Regions from separate parts of the Mus musculus genome. Here region 1 is linked to region 2. The links are chromatin loops, found by intact Hi-C in ENCODE. Cell type or tissue: heart. All regions are shown on one strand.

Region 1 (8,000 bases), 370 kb before region 2:
GCATGCACATGCAAATGTTGCTCCTCTAGACCCTTGTTTTGTTTTGAGATGGGTTCTCTGACTGAGACCTGGGCCTCAGTGATTAGTGTTAGCTGATTGACTACCAATCCCCAAGGACTTCCAATCTCTGCCTTCTCAGAGCTAGAATTACTAGCATGCACTATCATGCCCAGCCTTTACGTGGGCACTAGCAACCAAACATGGATCCTCCTGCTGCATGCTAAACTCTTTACTGACTGAACTATCTCGCCGGCCCTTATCCATGCCTTTTGAAACCTGGTCTATATAGCCTAAGCTGGCCTGGAATTGCTAAGTGCCCCAGGAAGGATGGCCTCAACATTTTCATCAATCCTCCTGCCGTAGACCACATCATGTTAGGATTGCAAGAATGCACCACCAAACCTGGCATTTATTATTTCTGACACTATGGCATTGAAGCAAGGGGAAGAAGGTATAGTGGAGCAGAATGGACCCAAATCACAAGCCTTCATTGTTTCTCAGGTACTAGCACCCTTAGACGGGTCTGGCAGGAGTTCACATGGGATTTAGCATTTTCTATCTTGACAGGCCAAAACTCATGATGACAAATATCCTTAAAGAGCCTGTCCCATAATCCCTAGGGAGTAGATAGTTGGAGAGGAAGGACATTACTTTTAACTTCTATCATAAACTAGCAGAAGGAACAGCTCAGGCTGGAGGTCCTGGCATCTACATGGAGGCTCAGGCGATCTTCCCCATTTCTCACTTCTATAAACCCATGTGTATCAATTTAACACAGTGCACATTGAAGTACTGTAGACTAGGTGACTTAAACAATGCAAAATTGTTTTGAAATTGATTCCTGTTATGTGACCCACAGTGGCCTTGAGCTCACTGTGGGGCTTAGATTGCCTCAAATACCCAATTCTCTTGCTCTGGGTTTCTACATGCAGGCATTATAGGCACAAGCCAGGGGTGTGGTGGTTTGAAAATGCTTGGCCCGGGGAGTGGCAATATTAGGAGGTGTGGCCTTATTGGAGGAAGTGTGTCACTGTTGGGATGAGACCCTCCTCCTAGCTGCCTGGAAGTCAGTCTTCTCCCAGTAGCCTTCATATGAAAATATAGAATTTTCAGTTTCTCCTGGTCCATGCCTTCCTGGATATTGGCATACTGCCTTGATGATAATGGACTGAACCTCTAAGCCAGTCCCAATTAAATGTTGTCCTTTATAAGAGTTGCTTGGTCATGGTGTCTCTTCATAGAAATGGAAACCCTAATGAAGACACCTGGCTAGAATTTATTTTTGTATATATGGGATGTCCAAGATGAAGGTCTAAGCCAAGGTGATCTCTCTTACAAACTTGTCTTGGTTTCTCTCCAGACAATCTTCTCTGTGTATGGATCTGTGTACTACTTCTCCTCCTCACCTGTCACCAGACAAGGCCACCCTAATGATTGCCAGCATCTCCAAATAGAGCCAGAGTTTGAGAAGACTCATTTACATTTGATTTTAAAGGGATACAGTTCACCTGCTTAACACATGGGTGCGGAACTCCAAAAGAGCTCACTGGATGCTAAGGGGCCTTCTAGGTTAAGCTGTGTATGCTAAAAATCTAAAGGCCTGTCTCTAAAAATAGCAACTGTTTGATCTTTAAATCTGTGTGAAGTTTTGTTCACTAGACCTAGTGTAGGTAGATGTACAGACAAATGAAGTCATGGGTCTGGATTCCTCGACGTTCTGCCCACTGGGCTTTTTTCCCCCACACACTTTGTAGGGCTTTATTTATTTATTTATTTATCTATCTATCTATTTATTTATTTATTTATTTATTTATTAAATTAGGTATTTTCCTCATTTACATTTCCAATGCTATCCCAAAAGTCCCCCATACCCTCCCTTCCACACCCCTACCCACCCACTCCCACTTTTTGGCCCTGGCATTCCCCTGTACTGGGGCATATAAAGTTTGCCTCTCCAATGGGCCTCTCTTTCCAGTGATGGCTTACCAGGCCATCTTTTGATACATATGCAGCTAGAGTCAAGAGCTCAGGGGTACTGGTTAGTTCATAATGTTGTTCCACCTATAGGGTTGCAGATCCCTTTAGCTCCTTGGGTACTTTCTCTAGCTCCTCCATTGGGGGCCCTGTGATCCACCCAATAGCTGACTGTGAGCATTCACTTATGTGTTTGCTAGGCCCCAGCAGAGTCTCACTAGAGACAGCTATATCAGGGTCCTATCAGCAAAATCTTGCTAGTATATGCAATGGTGTCAGCGTTTGGAAGTTGATTATGGGATGGATCCCTGGATATGGTAGTCTCTAGATGGTCCATCCTTTTGTCTCAGCTCCAAACTTTGTCTCTGTAACTCCTTCCATGGGTGTTTTGTTCCCAATTCTAAGAAGGGTCTTTGTTCTTCTTGAGTTTCATGTGTTTTGCAAATTGTAACTTATATCTTGCTCCACTATGTTCATAGCAGCCTTATTTATAATAGCCAGAAGCTGGAAAGAACCCAGATGCCCCTCAACAGAGGAATGGATACAGAAAATGTGGTACATTTACACAATGGAGTACTACTAAGCTATTAAAAAGAATGAATTTATGAAATTCCTAGGTTGGACCTGGAGGGCATTATCCTGAGTGAGGTAACCCAATCACAAAAGAACTCAAATGATATGTACTCACTGATAAGTGGATATTATCCCAGAAACTTAGAATACCCAAGATATAAGTTACAATTTGTAGGGCTTTTCTTCCACACACTTCCCACCAAAGGACCCTTGGTATTTTCTCTGTAGCCACTGAACTGGATTAGGGTGAGACTGCTTGCTTAGACTTTGCATCTACTTCTTTTGTAGAACCTTCTAGTTTGTATAACTGAAATGCTTCATTTTACCCTTTTATTTTTGAGATGTGGTCTTATGTAGCCCAGTGTGGCCTCAAACTCACTGTGTGAGTGAGACTGACTTTAAAGTGTTGCTCTTCCTGTCCTTGCCTCCTGAGTGTCAGAATTGCATATCTGTGCCATTACATTCAACATTGTGACTGATATTTTTTTAAAGAAACTTTGATAGCAAGTTGGGGAGATAGCACAGGCAGGACTCTTGTACAGGGTGTCATGTATTTCAGGCTGAGCCTTGAACTCATCACATAGTCGAGGGTAACCTTCAGCTTCTCACTCTCATGCCTCCATCTCCTGGGCATCTGTGTTTGTTTGTTTCAGTAGTAGGGATAAAACCTGTAGTCTTTTATGTGCTAGTCAGACAGTTTATATCTGAGAAACATCCCTAGCCTAGGCCATGACTTCTTGCATCTTCAGATTACATAGGAAGAAAGCAGTTTCTGGGAACTCATTTATAAAGGTATTCATCTCATTGAGGAAGGCAATACCTACAACTTCCACAGGCTTTACTTCCTTATCATGTCTCACTGGTAATTTTCTTCTGTACTTATTGCTAATTTTATATGCAGGAGTAGGTAGACTGGAAAATACTAAGAATCTTATCATCAGGTTGGTATTCTCCAAGTGGTACTATAGGTGACCTTCTTATTTCTAAGACATCATACTTTCAATAGAGACATTGTTTTGCCTTCCACCGAGTGAGATACAGTGGCCTCTTAAATTCTCCAGCATAGAGATATGAGGCACAATGAGCCTAAACCCCAGATAAACATACTCCCATGGGTCTGGCAGTAGGCAAGAACATAACTACTCTCAGTATGTATCCAGTGAAATCAAATTCAAACCCCATCATGTTGTCCAGGTCTCTATACCAATATGGAACAATCATCATCATTCTTTGTTTCAATAGCAAGTAAAAGAAACTCTTGATGAGTGGTTACATGCGAGGGGCTGCCAATGTGGCTCGGTGGATAAGGACACTTGGCATCAAGCCTAAACAACTGCATTCCATCCTCAGAACCCACAGTGAGAATAAATTCCTTAAAGTTGTTTTTTTGACACACACACACTGAATGAATGAATGAATGAATGAATGAATGAATGAATCAATGAATCAATGTCAAAAAACTTTAAAGGAGCTAAGCGCATGCATAGTATTATAAATGTAGCAATTAGAGTTCTAAACTACTACTCTTCTAGGAAGGACATAGCCATAGTTACTTGTCCTAACTACGTGTAAAGCTTGAATGTTCTACCCTGGGGTTATATCCTCATTGATATTTGCTCTGCAATCTGGATTACAGCATCCATCCATCAGACTACAATTAGACATTTCCATGGCCAGCAAAATGTCTCTGGGCAAAAGGTAGCTGCTTGCCAACCCTGATGATCTGAGTTCAATTTCTGGAACCCACATTGTGGAAGGATAAAACCAACTCTTATTTATCCTCTGACCTCCAGGGATGACATGCAGCACATATGTTCATGTGTATAATTATATCAGGTATACACACACACACACACCGAACCACACCACAAAAATTAATAGCAAGGTGTTTGAAAAGGTAATCTCTAGTTCAGCCACCAGATGGCAGAGCTGTACAAGTTAATAGCTTCTGTAAGGAAAGTGTGTTACCTTTTCATGATACACCTGAACCAAAGATCAAATGTACCTGACATATGCTACCTTAGATAGACACTAAGAACACTGCATTAGTTTCTTATGTTATTTTGCATTTATTTTAATGTAATTAAAAATCTAAAATATATACTTACCTGCACAAAATCTTGTTTCTTCTTTGTAACAAACTCCTGCGAAGGTCTTTTCAACATCCTAAGTATTCTTTTATGACATTCTTTTCATTTTCTTCCTTTGGAAATGTCATATATGTAAATAGTGTGTCTTGAACATTTTTACCCTTAATTCCTTCCTCCCAACCCCTCAGGGAACCTCAATTCCCTCCTCCAATTCTCCTCAAGTAATCCGAACCTAGCATGCCTCTCCTTCCTTGTTTCAAGTTTTTTTACCTTTATTAATTTATTTTGAATGAGGCTGAGGTGAGATATTCCACAGCACAAGCATAAAGGTCAACCTGGGAAAGTGGTTTTCGCCTTCCGTTGTACAGGTCTTGGGGTACAATTTAGATTGTCAGACTTTGAGCATCTGTCACCCCAGCCCCTTTAAAAAAGATACTTTTATTAAGTTTTAAATTGTGTATATATATTTGTGTCTGTGTACAGGAGTGCAGTTACCAGAGAAAGCCAGGAGAAGTCAGAAGTGTTAGATTCCCTGGACCTGGAGTGAAGCTATCCAATATGAGAGCTTGGAATTGATCTTGTGGGTACCCAGAATGGAGTTCAGATCTCCTGGAGCTTGGTCCTCTGTAAGAACAATATATGATCTTAACTAACCACTGAGCCATTTCTCCAGGCCACTCCCCTTTTGAGACAATGCCCTAAGTAGTCCAGGTTGGATTCACTATGTAGCTGATCTTGAGCTCCTAAGCCTCATGCTTCGACTTTTGCAAGTGCTAGAAATATAAGCCCAAGAAACCATGCTTGGCTATAGGGCATTCTTTTCTAATACTTAATTATTACTGTTTTTTTTTAAATGTAAGGTCTGTGATATAGGTTGGTGGTAGAGCCCTTACAAGCACAAAGCCCTGGCTTTATTCCCTGGAATCCAGTGTGTGTGTGGGGGGGGGAGGGAAATCCCAGGAAGGATGTTGCAGAGGGATTGTGAGTTGGAGGTTAAGTCTGAACTATACAAGAAACTTATCAGAAATCACTAACAATAACAGTCAAAACGTACAGGCAATATGTAAATTGTTGTGTTTAAATCATTTTGCATGTCAATAATGAACTCCTTGGCTTAATGTACTAATTACTAAAGGAGGGAATGTAAGGACAATGTAATTTTTTGGCTGGGGCTCACATTTTCAAGTGGTATTCAAGACAGAACGACCAAGATACTCCTAGCAGCCCTGGGGAAGGTTGCTGAGCATGCTCTCTCCCTTGAGATATTATTCCAACTTTGGAAGTTTGGAAGCTAAGAAAGCAATTGCACCTCTTCAACAATCAAACCTAAGGGGAACACCAGGCTTGCATTTTTGACCCCAAGTGTGCTAAGCACGGCAAGCCAGAAGTGAAGGAAGCAGGTATTTCTATTCTCATGTTGGAAGGCCATGAGGGCTGGCCAAAACCAATCTAAACTGATAAGCCAGGAGTTGTGGAGAAATGCTGCAGAGGCAAAAAATGGGTTAGCACAGGATTGGTGGCTCTTGATCAGTATGCTCTCCTTGAGCTCTTCAGCTACTGTGTTTCTTTGTGTGTGAAGGGGAGTGGATATAAAGGGAGGAGTACAAGACATTTGCATCCCTAGTGCTGATATCCTACATTCTGAAAAGGACACATTTGGAACAAATGTGAACAAAAGGACACATCCCACATCCCACATCCCTCTCTCCCAGAGGGCGATTCTGGAACGCTGAGGTTTGTTCATACTGCTTCTTCTCTCACCGCACAACAAGACTACAGGTGCAGACGGACACCCAGAGCCAAGGTAAGCTTATTGGAGATGGAAACAGAAACAATCTCTTTGGCCCCTAAACAGAACTGGGCCCATCTTCCTTGCTTGCATAGAATTGACAGTATATCGCACTGTGAATGCCTCATTGAGGAGCAATTAGAATAAACTAGGAAGTCTTTCAGCTGATGCACGTTTTTTTTTTTAACAGGACCTTTTGGTGCCCCCAAAGAACTAAACCCACACCTGCCTCTAAGGAAGGTACCAGGCTCCAGTGGTCACTGAAGTTAACTTGAGATAGTGGCTCTGAGTTCTTTGTCTCATGTCAATGAAAATAAAAGGTGTTGACTCTTGTAGGAGTATGCAGAGCAGAAACAGACTTTATTAAGAATTATTTAAAAGTAAAAGATGGAGGGAAAGATAGATTACTCCTTAAAGTAGGAAGAGTTTCCAAGAAAGGAAATGTCATCGAGCTCCGTTGTCTAGGGATTTTTATAGGACCATGGCAGAAACTGGACAAAGATGGTGGTAATCTCTGCTGAGATCAGCTAATTCTGTGGGCTCTCATAGACCATGCTCTATACATCTCCTTATGGCCCAATTTCTGTTCAGATACTGTCCATCTCGTTAGGGGTAGTTGAAGCCCCTCCTATTCATCACTGAGTAGCTTTGTTAATTATTGACCTTGACTGTATGCTGTTAGTCATTTGGCCAACTTTACTACCCTCTGAAGTTGGACGTGTCTTATACTAGACTAAGTTCTTTTTGGACTCACATTACATAAGCAGTTTGGGGCTTTACCTCATCAGAGAGCTAACTCTTTCATAGCTGCCAAGGCGTAGCTGTGCTGTTTCTTGATTACACCACATTTGGCTCCTCAACTATGGAGGTATAAGGTGGCCTCTTAAGCAAGAGCTTTTTAGAAACCATCCTGGTACATTCTAGAGGTCTGCCCTGGGTTTGTTTTCTCTTGCAGTTAAAGAATTAAGAGGCAGCTAAAAAAAAAATCTCAAACATGACAGGCAGGATCAGGGAGAATCTCAGACATACAGATAAAGTGAACAGATGAAAAATACCTTTAGGCCGGGCAGTGGTGGCGCACACCTTTAATCCCAGCACTTGGGAGGCAGAGGCAGGCAGATTTCTGAGTTCAAAGCCGGCCTGGTCTACAAAGTGAATTCCAGGACAGCCAGGGCTATACAGAGAAACCCTGTCTCGAAAAATCAAATAAATAAATAAATAAATAAATAAATAAATAAATAAATAAAACCTTTGTTAAAGGTGAAAAAGCATACACACACACATTCACACACTCACATACAGACAAGTACACACATATACAAACAGAGGCAAAGACCCTCCCTGGAAAGTACAGGGTGCTGAGGAAGCTGAAGTCAGACCTTTCCTGGAGGCCTGGGGGTTGTAAGGTTCTTTAGTAGGCTTGAATGTAAGGATGTAAGGCCTTTCCCCATAATTTAGAGTTGGTCAATGTAAATGAAGAAAGGGAAACTGATAGGCCCACTGCTTTGGGTAAACGCATCGTGGTTTAGCCTGGATCAGTCTGCAGGGAACCCTCTGACAGGAGAAGAAGCCTA
Region 2 (8,000 bases):
CTCAGAATACCCACAATGTAATTCAGACCACATGAAGCTCAAGAAGAAGGAAGAGGAAAATGTGGGTGTTTCAGTCCTTCTTAGAATGGGGAACAAAATACTCCTGGGCAGAAATATGGAGACAAAGTGCAGAGCAGAGACTGAAGGAATGACCATGTAGAGTCTGCCCAACTTGTGGATCCATCCCATATACAGACACCAAACCCAGTCACTATTGTGAATGCCAACAAGTGCTTGCTGATAGGAGCCTAATATGGCTGTCTCTTGAGAGGCTCTGCCAGAGCTTGGCAAGAACAGAGGCTGATGCTCACAGCCAACCATAAGACTGATCATGGGGTCCCTAGTGGAGGAGTTAGAGGAAGGACTGAAGGAGCTGAAGGGTTTTGCAACCTTATAGGAAGAGCAACAACATGAACCAACCAGACCCCCCAGATCCACCAGGGACTAAACCACCAACAAAGAGGGGGACCCATGGCTCCTGCTGCATATATAGCAGAGGATGGCCTTGTCAGACATCAGTGGGAGGAGAGGTCCTTGGTCCTGTGAAGGCTCGAAGCTCCATTGTAGGCAAATGCCAGGGTGGGGAGGTGGGAGTGGGTGGGTGGGGGAACACCCTCATAGAAGCACAGGGAGGGCTAATGGAATATGGATTTTCTGGGGTGAAACCAGGAAAGGGCTAATATTTGAAATGTACATAAAGATAATATCGGATAAAAATAAATAAATAACTAAATAAAAATTAAAATAACAATATTCACAAAATACTACATATAAATAGGAATAAGTCATTCAGATGTCATAGAGTATATTAACTAATATTTCCTAATATATAAATTATGTTAATACTATATAGTTTTAAACAAATTATATATCCAAAAATGTACCTTCAAATTTTCCCAGAATATTTTGTACTGGAGATCTGTGAAGAAATTAAAGTTTTAAAAAGTAAGGATTCTGAAGATACAGTTTGATGGCTCAGCTTTTGTCCTACAAGCAGGTCGATGAGAGTTGCCCCACAGCATTACATCCTCCAAGAAATCCATTCAGATTAAGGATTAATCTTACGGAATTCTTGTTTGGAATATACATCATATGCTAAATATTAATATAGATTACTTGCTATACAATCAATTAAACTTTTCTGGAAGTACTTACACTATGAAGGAAATAATAAGTTTGAACATATTACCGTGTATCTCCAACTACTTCTTCAGGATTTGCATTCTCATCATCACGAGTTACTGGATTATGTTCTGGGTTGGCAATAAAACGAGATATTAAAACATTTTTTTTTGCAAATTTTAATGAAACACTTTGTGATCATTCAGGCATAGTGCCAATATTAGGTTTTAAACAGATTTATTATTTGTCCAGAGGTTAAACAAAATCAAGTAATGTCTACTTGTCATCTAAAAATATGTTTTAAGCTAGTTATTTACATGCTGTGATTAAAGACAAGAGATACAATATGAGATTTTCGATCTCTGTTACAAGCCTAATTAGAATAACTGAGAAAAAAGGAAGTGTAACATCAATGCCCAACATTATATATCTGGTACCTTCAATAACGTCCAATTCTGGAGCATTCCCATCTTGCATTTCATCACTTGACAAGTCCCAGTTTTCCATTGTTGTCTCTAGAGAATATTCAAAACACTGCCTTTCCACTAAGAAATTTAGGTTTTCTGATTTAGAATAAAAAGAAATTTTCTCAAGCCATTTGAATCCCCAAAATCACTTAAGCTAATAAAATTGAAATATATAATAACATTAAGGAATGATTTTTATAAAAACAGCACTTCATAATTGCATGAAGGGTTTAAAGATAAAACCATATTTCTATTACCCTCTGATTTAATACTAAAGACCTTAGTATTTAAATATGGAACACAATAGTTGCCTTCAAAAATAGTCATTAATAACCTCAACTTCAATATGTACACATTTTAAAAAAAGAATTAGTTAAGTTGAATGAAGTATTTTGGGCTACACACACACACACACACACACAAACACACACATACACTATGATGGCTTTAACTGTGACTTCAAGTGGGTTTATATCTAATCAGAGGAGGATCTGCATTTTGGTTCCACTCCTGCTAGGTTTTTGATAAATTTGAGCAAATGTGTCTGCATCTCAATCTCCAAATAAAATCATAGTTCCTATTATCACAAGCAAGCTCCTCAATCATTTCCATCGCAATACAAATCTAAAGCAAATCTAAAATATAAAGTTCTGCCTGGCTGGACACATATTTTACTCCTACAGCAAGAAGTTCTGGGTTCAATCTTCAACAATAAAAAAAAAACCAAAAAAAATTAAAAATAAAAAATAAAACAAGCATGTTTCCTCCGGTTCCTGTACATTTGTAAGGCTGAGGACTTCACTTTCAAGGAAAGTCCAAGCTGCACATGAGGTTTCCAACACGCCTGAGATACAGAGTTAGAGCTCACTTCCCTAAACCAAAACAACACATAAATAAACACAGCCTGGCCTGAATTATGTCTGAAGTCCCAGCATTTCTGAGGCTGAGAGGAGCCTCTGGATTTGGAGGCAGTTTGGAGCCTATATATACAAATTTCGGCAATCTGGCCTTTCAATACCAGGTAGAGGAAAATGAAGACTGGTCTTCAGTTTGTTTTTCATGAATTCCTGGTGGGCAGCAGCAGCAACAGCACTGAAAACGTTCTAGTCTGTTTCCACCACTAACCGACATCCAGTTTACTCACACCTCACATCCCCAGGCCCCAGAAAGACTTTCAGGGTCTCCAATTCCCTGGCCTTCCTGCTTTCTGCTAGGTGCTGTCTGTTTAAACTCCTGCCCTTAGCGAAGTTTTCCGTTTTTCTCCACAGAGGCCTAGGTGGGTAAAGTCGATTGTGAACCCGGAAGTAGCACAGTCCAGAGTCCCGTGAGGGTCACCTCCTCTCCTTACTCCTGAAGTAGCACGTCCGCCCCTCCACCCGGACCCCCAGCTGAACCAGGATTAACCAACTTTCAACAGGTCACTGACTCCCTCCACAGAGACTTCTCCCTACCATGATACCTCAAGAACTTCTCGGCTTCCTCAAGAACTTCGCTTCCTCAAGAACTCGGCTTCGTGGCCACCACAAAGCATACTGGGTAACAGGGTTGGGACAGCGGGAAAACAGTCTCAGCCAAGCCCCTTGCTGATTGGCCGTGTTTGCACATGCGTACTAAGGGTGAGAGAGGCTCTATCTGTCTTCTGTCATCGAAGCAGCAAAAAGGAGGTAGTATTTTAGCTGCCACTACTACCCAGAGGCTTTCCATTTTCCAAGTTTGCAATACTAACTTGAAAGTTAAAATAAAATGAATTCCCAAAAGACTCTCCTACTTTGTTTCAGTTGAAGGGGCTGTTGTGTGCAATTCTAAATTGTTTTATTTATTTAACTAACGTGTTTTTGCATGTTTGTATTTATACAACATGCATGTCTGGGGTTCGTAGAAAATAGAACAGGATGCCAAATCACCTGGATCTAGAATTAAAAATGGCTGTGAGCCATTATGTGGGTCCTAGGAACTAAACCTTGGTTCTCTCCAAGAGCAACAAATGCTCTTAATTTCTAAGCCATCTTTCCATCCCTTTCCTGTGTGTGTTTTAAGGTATGCTGGATCAATTTCTCTCGATAGGTGTTTATTTTTACTATACAGTGGACATTATAAAAATATGACATTTTCCTAATATTGTCTATTTCCAGAAAAAGAAAAAAAAACACCATAATTTTAATGGATTGTGTAAATCATAAAAAAGAGATTCAGTAAAAATTATGTATATACATTTCAGTATATGTGTGCATAAGGAGGCATCTGGTGTATTCTCAATCATATTCCAACTTACATTGTTTTTTTGGGGGGCTTTTTGTTTTTGTTTTTGTTTTTTGAGACAGGGTTTCTCTGTATAGCCCTGGTTGTCCTGAAACTCACCCTGTAGACCAGGGTGGCCTCAAACACAGAAATCCCCCTGCCTGGGCCTCTCAACTGCTGAGATTTAAGGCATGCGCCACCATCGCCTGACCCAACTTAAATCTTGAGACAGGGTCTCTCTGAATCTGCAGCTCACCAATGCCACTAGCCTGGATAGCCAGCAAGCTGACTCCACCTACTCAGCACTGGGCTGCAGCCTGCCTTTTTAAAGTGTATCCTAGGCCCCCACCTAAGTCCATATACTTTCAAGAAAAGCACTTTACCAAAAGAGCCATCTCTCTAGCCCCTCTGCGAGGTTTGTTCTGTTGCTGTAGCCAATGTCTCTATTTTTTTTCTTTTTTCTTTTTGTATTTCTGTAATCATGCCTAAGTTTGGCTCCTAAAATGTTTAATCCTGGTCTTGTTTGTTTCTTTACAACAGCAAATTGGATTGCTTGCTCACATTGCAATTTGCAGTTAATTGGGCAAACTGGACAAACTAACATTCCATTTGCGAGGCTTATTGCTCTGTTTTGTTTGTTTGGTAGGTTTTTTTGTTAATTTGGTGGGTTGGTTGTTGTTTTTTTTCCTGCCACTGAAGATGAAACGCATAGCTTTTACATGATGCTGTACCACTGAGCTACATCTTCAGCTATTCTTTAGGTCTGAACGTTGGGTGAGAAGTCATCTGTATGTGTTTTTAAGAAAACTGCAATTACTGTGAAACCTAAAATTATCCCCCTATACTATAGGGTTTATAGAGATCTGGTGCCCTCTTCTGGCCTCTTCAAACAATAGGCAAATATCTCCAAAAACACATACCTCCAGATTTATCCAACATACTGTCTAGTTCATCTCTGTGAAGAAAGGACGATAAAAAATTAAAGCTAGAAATATAGTGGACTGGTAGGGCATTTGCCTAGCACACACAAAACTCTACACAGAAACTTCTTAATTATTTATAATAAATATATAATGTTTGGTTTGGAACAAATGTCATATGCATATAAATTACATAGTGGACAACAAAAGTGAACCTGTATTATGTACTTTTAACAATTCATATATTTATACCCCACAGTAGTTTATTCATAATTCTCCCACTCTTGCTGAGACCCTTCTTCTTCCCAGATGGTCCACCTCTTATTTTTATGATGTTTCTCCTTTCCTTTGTGCGTATATCTGGGAAGACCTCCTGCAGGTGGTCCTATTGTTTTAGTTGCTATGTGACTTGAAAAACTTGAACAAATTTGTAACATATGAAACACTGCAAATGGCACTACTTTATTTCAACTGTAGAGGTTCTTGTATGCAATTTTGGTTTTTATATATTAATGTGTATAAACATTTAATGTGTGTGGACATTTTCTTCAAGTGCATATATACACTACAAAAGTCTATGCTGCCTTAAGAGATCAGAATGGAGCATCCAGATCTCCTACAACCCCCCTGGTATTCTCCTCGATCCGCCTTCCTAGTACTGAGCTTGATTATAACAGTGTGCTAGGTCCTGCAGGCCTTCTCTCTCACTTATGCCTCTGTTGCCTACAGAGGCTGGAATTGTGCATGATTATCTCAAACTTTAGTTGTGCATAAATTGAGAGCCATGTTGTGGGTGCTTTGTTCCCAGTCCTTTGCATAGAAAAGGTGCTTTTTACAGCTGAGTCATTTTTCCAACCACTGTTTTGTGCACTTATTTGCAATTTCCTGGCCTCTTCAGGTCCCAGGCATATATCTGGTGTGTTTAAATTTATGTTGACCCAAAACACACACACACACACACACACACACACACACACACACACACACACACACACACACTCATATATTTTTAAATTTGCATATTTCTCTATAACTCCTTTTGTCCTATTTCATGCCTTGTCCAGCTTCCTTGTGAGGGGTATTCCTTTTGTATTGTTATTTTTTTTGTTGTTTTTTGGTTGTTGTTTCCTTTTTCAGTTTTTTACTAGATATTTTCTTCATTTACATTTCAAGTGATATCCTGAAAGTCCCCTATACCCTGCCCCCACCCCGTCCTACTCCCCTACCCATCCACTCCCATTTCTTGGCCCTGGAATTCTCCCGTACTGGGGCATATAAAGTTTGCATGACCAAGGGGGCTCTCGTCCCAATGATGGCTGACTAGGCCATCTTCTGCTACATATGAAGCTAGAGACACGAGCTCTGGGTGTACTGGTTCATATTGTTGTTCCACCTATGTGCTTGCAGACCCCTTTTGCTCCTTGGGAACTTTCTCTAGCTCCTCCACTGGGGGCCCTGTGATCCATCCAATAGCTGACTGTGAGCATCCACTTCTGTATTTGCTAGGCCCAAGAAAAGCGTCACAAGAGACAGCTATATCAGGGTCCTTTCAGTAAAATCTTGCTAGTGTATGCAATGGTGTCATCTTTGGAGGCTGATTATGGGATGGATCCCCCGGTATGGCAGTCTCTAGATGGTCCATCCTTTCGTCTCAGCTCTAAACTTTGTCTCTGTAACTCCTTCCATGGATGTTTTGTTCCCAATTCTAAAAAGGGCAAAGTGTACACACTTTGGTCTTCTTTGTTCTTGAGTATCATGTGTTTTGTAAATTGTATCTTGTATCTTTGGTATTCTACGTTTCTGGGCTAATATCCACTTATCAGTGAGTACATATCATGTGAGTTCTTTTGTGATTGGGTTACCTCACTCAGGATGATGCCCTCCAGGTCCAACCATTTGCCTAGGAATTTCATAAATTCATTTTTTAAAATAACTGAGTAGTAGTCCATTGTGTAAATGTACCACATTTTCTGTATCCATTCCTCTGTTGCGGGGCATCTGGGTACTTTCCAGCTTCTGGCTATTATAAATAAGGCTGCTATGAACATAGTGGAGCATGTGACCTTCTTACTGGTTGGAACATCTTCTGGATATATGCCCAGGAGAGGTATTGCAGGATCCTCTGGTAGTACTATGTCCAATTTTCTGAGGAACCACCAGACTGATTTCCAGAGTGGTTGTACAAGCTTGCAATCCCACCAACAGTGGAGGAGTGTTTTTCTTTCTCCACATCCGCACCAGCCTCTGCTGTTACCTGAATATTGAATATTAGCCATTCTGACTGGTGATCCAACACCCATTCACGATAAAAAGTCTTGGAAAGATCAGGAATTCAAGACCAATACCTAAACATGATAAAAGCAATCTACAGCAAACCAGTAGTCAACATCAAAGTAAATGGTGAAAAGCTAGAAGCAATCTCACTAAAATCAGGGACTAGACAAGGCTGCCAACTTTCTCCCTACCTATTCAACATTGTAATTGAAGCTCCAGCCAGAGCAATTCGACAACAAAAGGAGACAAAGGGGATACAAATTGGAAAGGAAGAAGTCAAAATATCACAGTTTGCGGATGATATGATAGTATACATAAGTGACCCTGAAAATTCCACCAGAGTACTCCTAAGCCTGATAAACAGCTTCAGTGAAGTAGCTGGATATAAAATTAACTCAAACAAATCAATGGCCTTTCTCTAAACAAAGGATAAACAGGCTGAGAAAGAAATTAGGGAAACAATACCCTTCTTTTTAAAAAATTTTTTTTACTTACATATTTTCCTCAATTACATTTCCAATGCTATCCCAAAAGTCCCCCATACCCTCCCCACCCACTCCCCTACCCACCCATTCCCAGTTTTTGGCCCTGTTGTTCCCCTGTACTGGGGCATATAAAGTTTGCATGTCCAATGGGCCTCTCTTTCCAGTGATGGCTGACTAGGCCATCTTTTGATACATATGCAGCTAGAGTCAAGAGCTCTGGGGTACTGGTTAGTTCATAATGTTGTTGCACCTAGAGGGTTGCAGATCTCTTTAACTCCTTGTATACTTTCTCTAGCTCCTCCATTGGGGGCCCTGTGATCCATCCAATAGCTGACTGTGAGCATCCAATTATGTGTTTGCTAGGCCCCGGCCTAGTCTCACAAGAGACACCTATATCAGGGTCCTTTCACAAACGCTTGCTAGTGTATGCAATGGTGTCATCGTTTGGAGGCTAATTATGGGACGGATCCCTGGAAATGGCAGTCTCTAGATGG

Evidence for each region. Hi-C counts contacts between places; a loop is a spot of excess contacts. Peaks named below come from ENCODE experiments on the same cell type or tissue, not always from the same donor. Only the 100,000 strongest peaks of a DNase experiment are listed, where the experiment ranks them.
Region 1: a loop joins it to region 2, with 7 times the contacts of the local background. A loop is called at or near these places in 2 of 42 quality-filtered maps.

Annotation. Positions count from the first base shown.
Region 1 is chrX:53,428,620-53,436,619 of GRCm38, forward strand. It overlaps Etd (embryonic testis differentiation), which reads left to right and starts at 6,299. Exons shown (of 2, transcript NM_175147.2): 1 at 6,299-6,441. In heart, a CTCF peak has its summit at 4,479 (motif pointing right); no DNase peak of the experiment used is centred here.
Region 2 is chrX:53,794,584-53,802,583 of GRCm38, forward strand. Xlr (X-linked lymphocyte-regulated) reads right to left here and starts at 3,123. Exons shown (of 8, transcript NM_001291747.1): 1 at 3,049-3,123; 2 at 1,560-1,637; 3 at 1,190-1,253; 4 at 885-919. The coding sequence starts at 1,629. In heart, a CTCF peak has its summit at 4,702 (motif pointing left); a DNase peak (open chromatin) is centred at 3,138.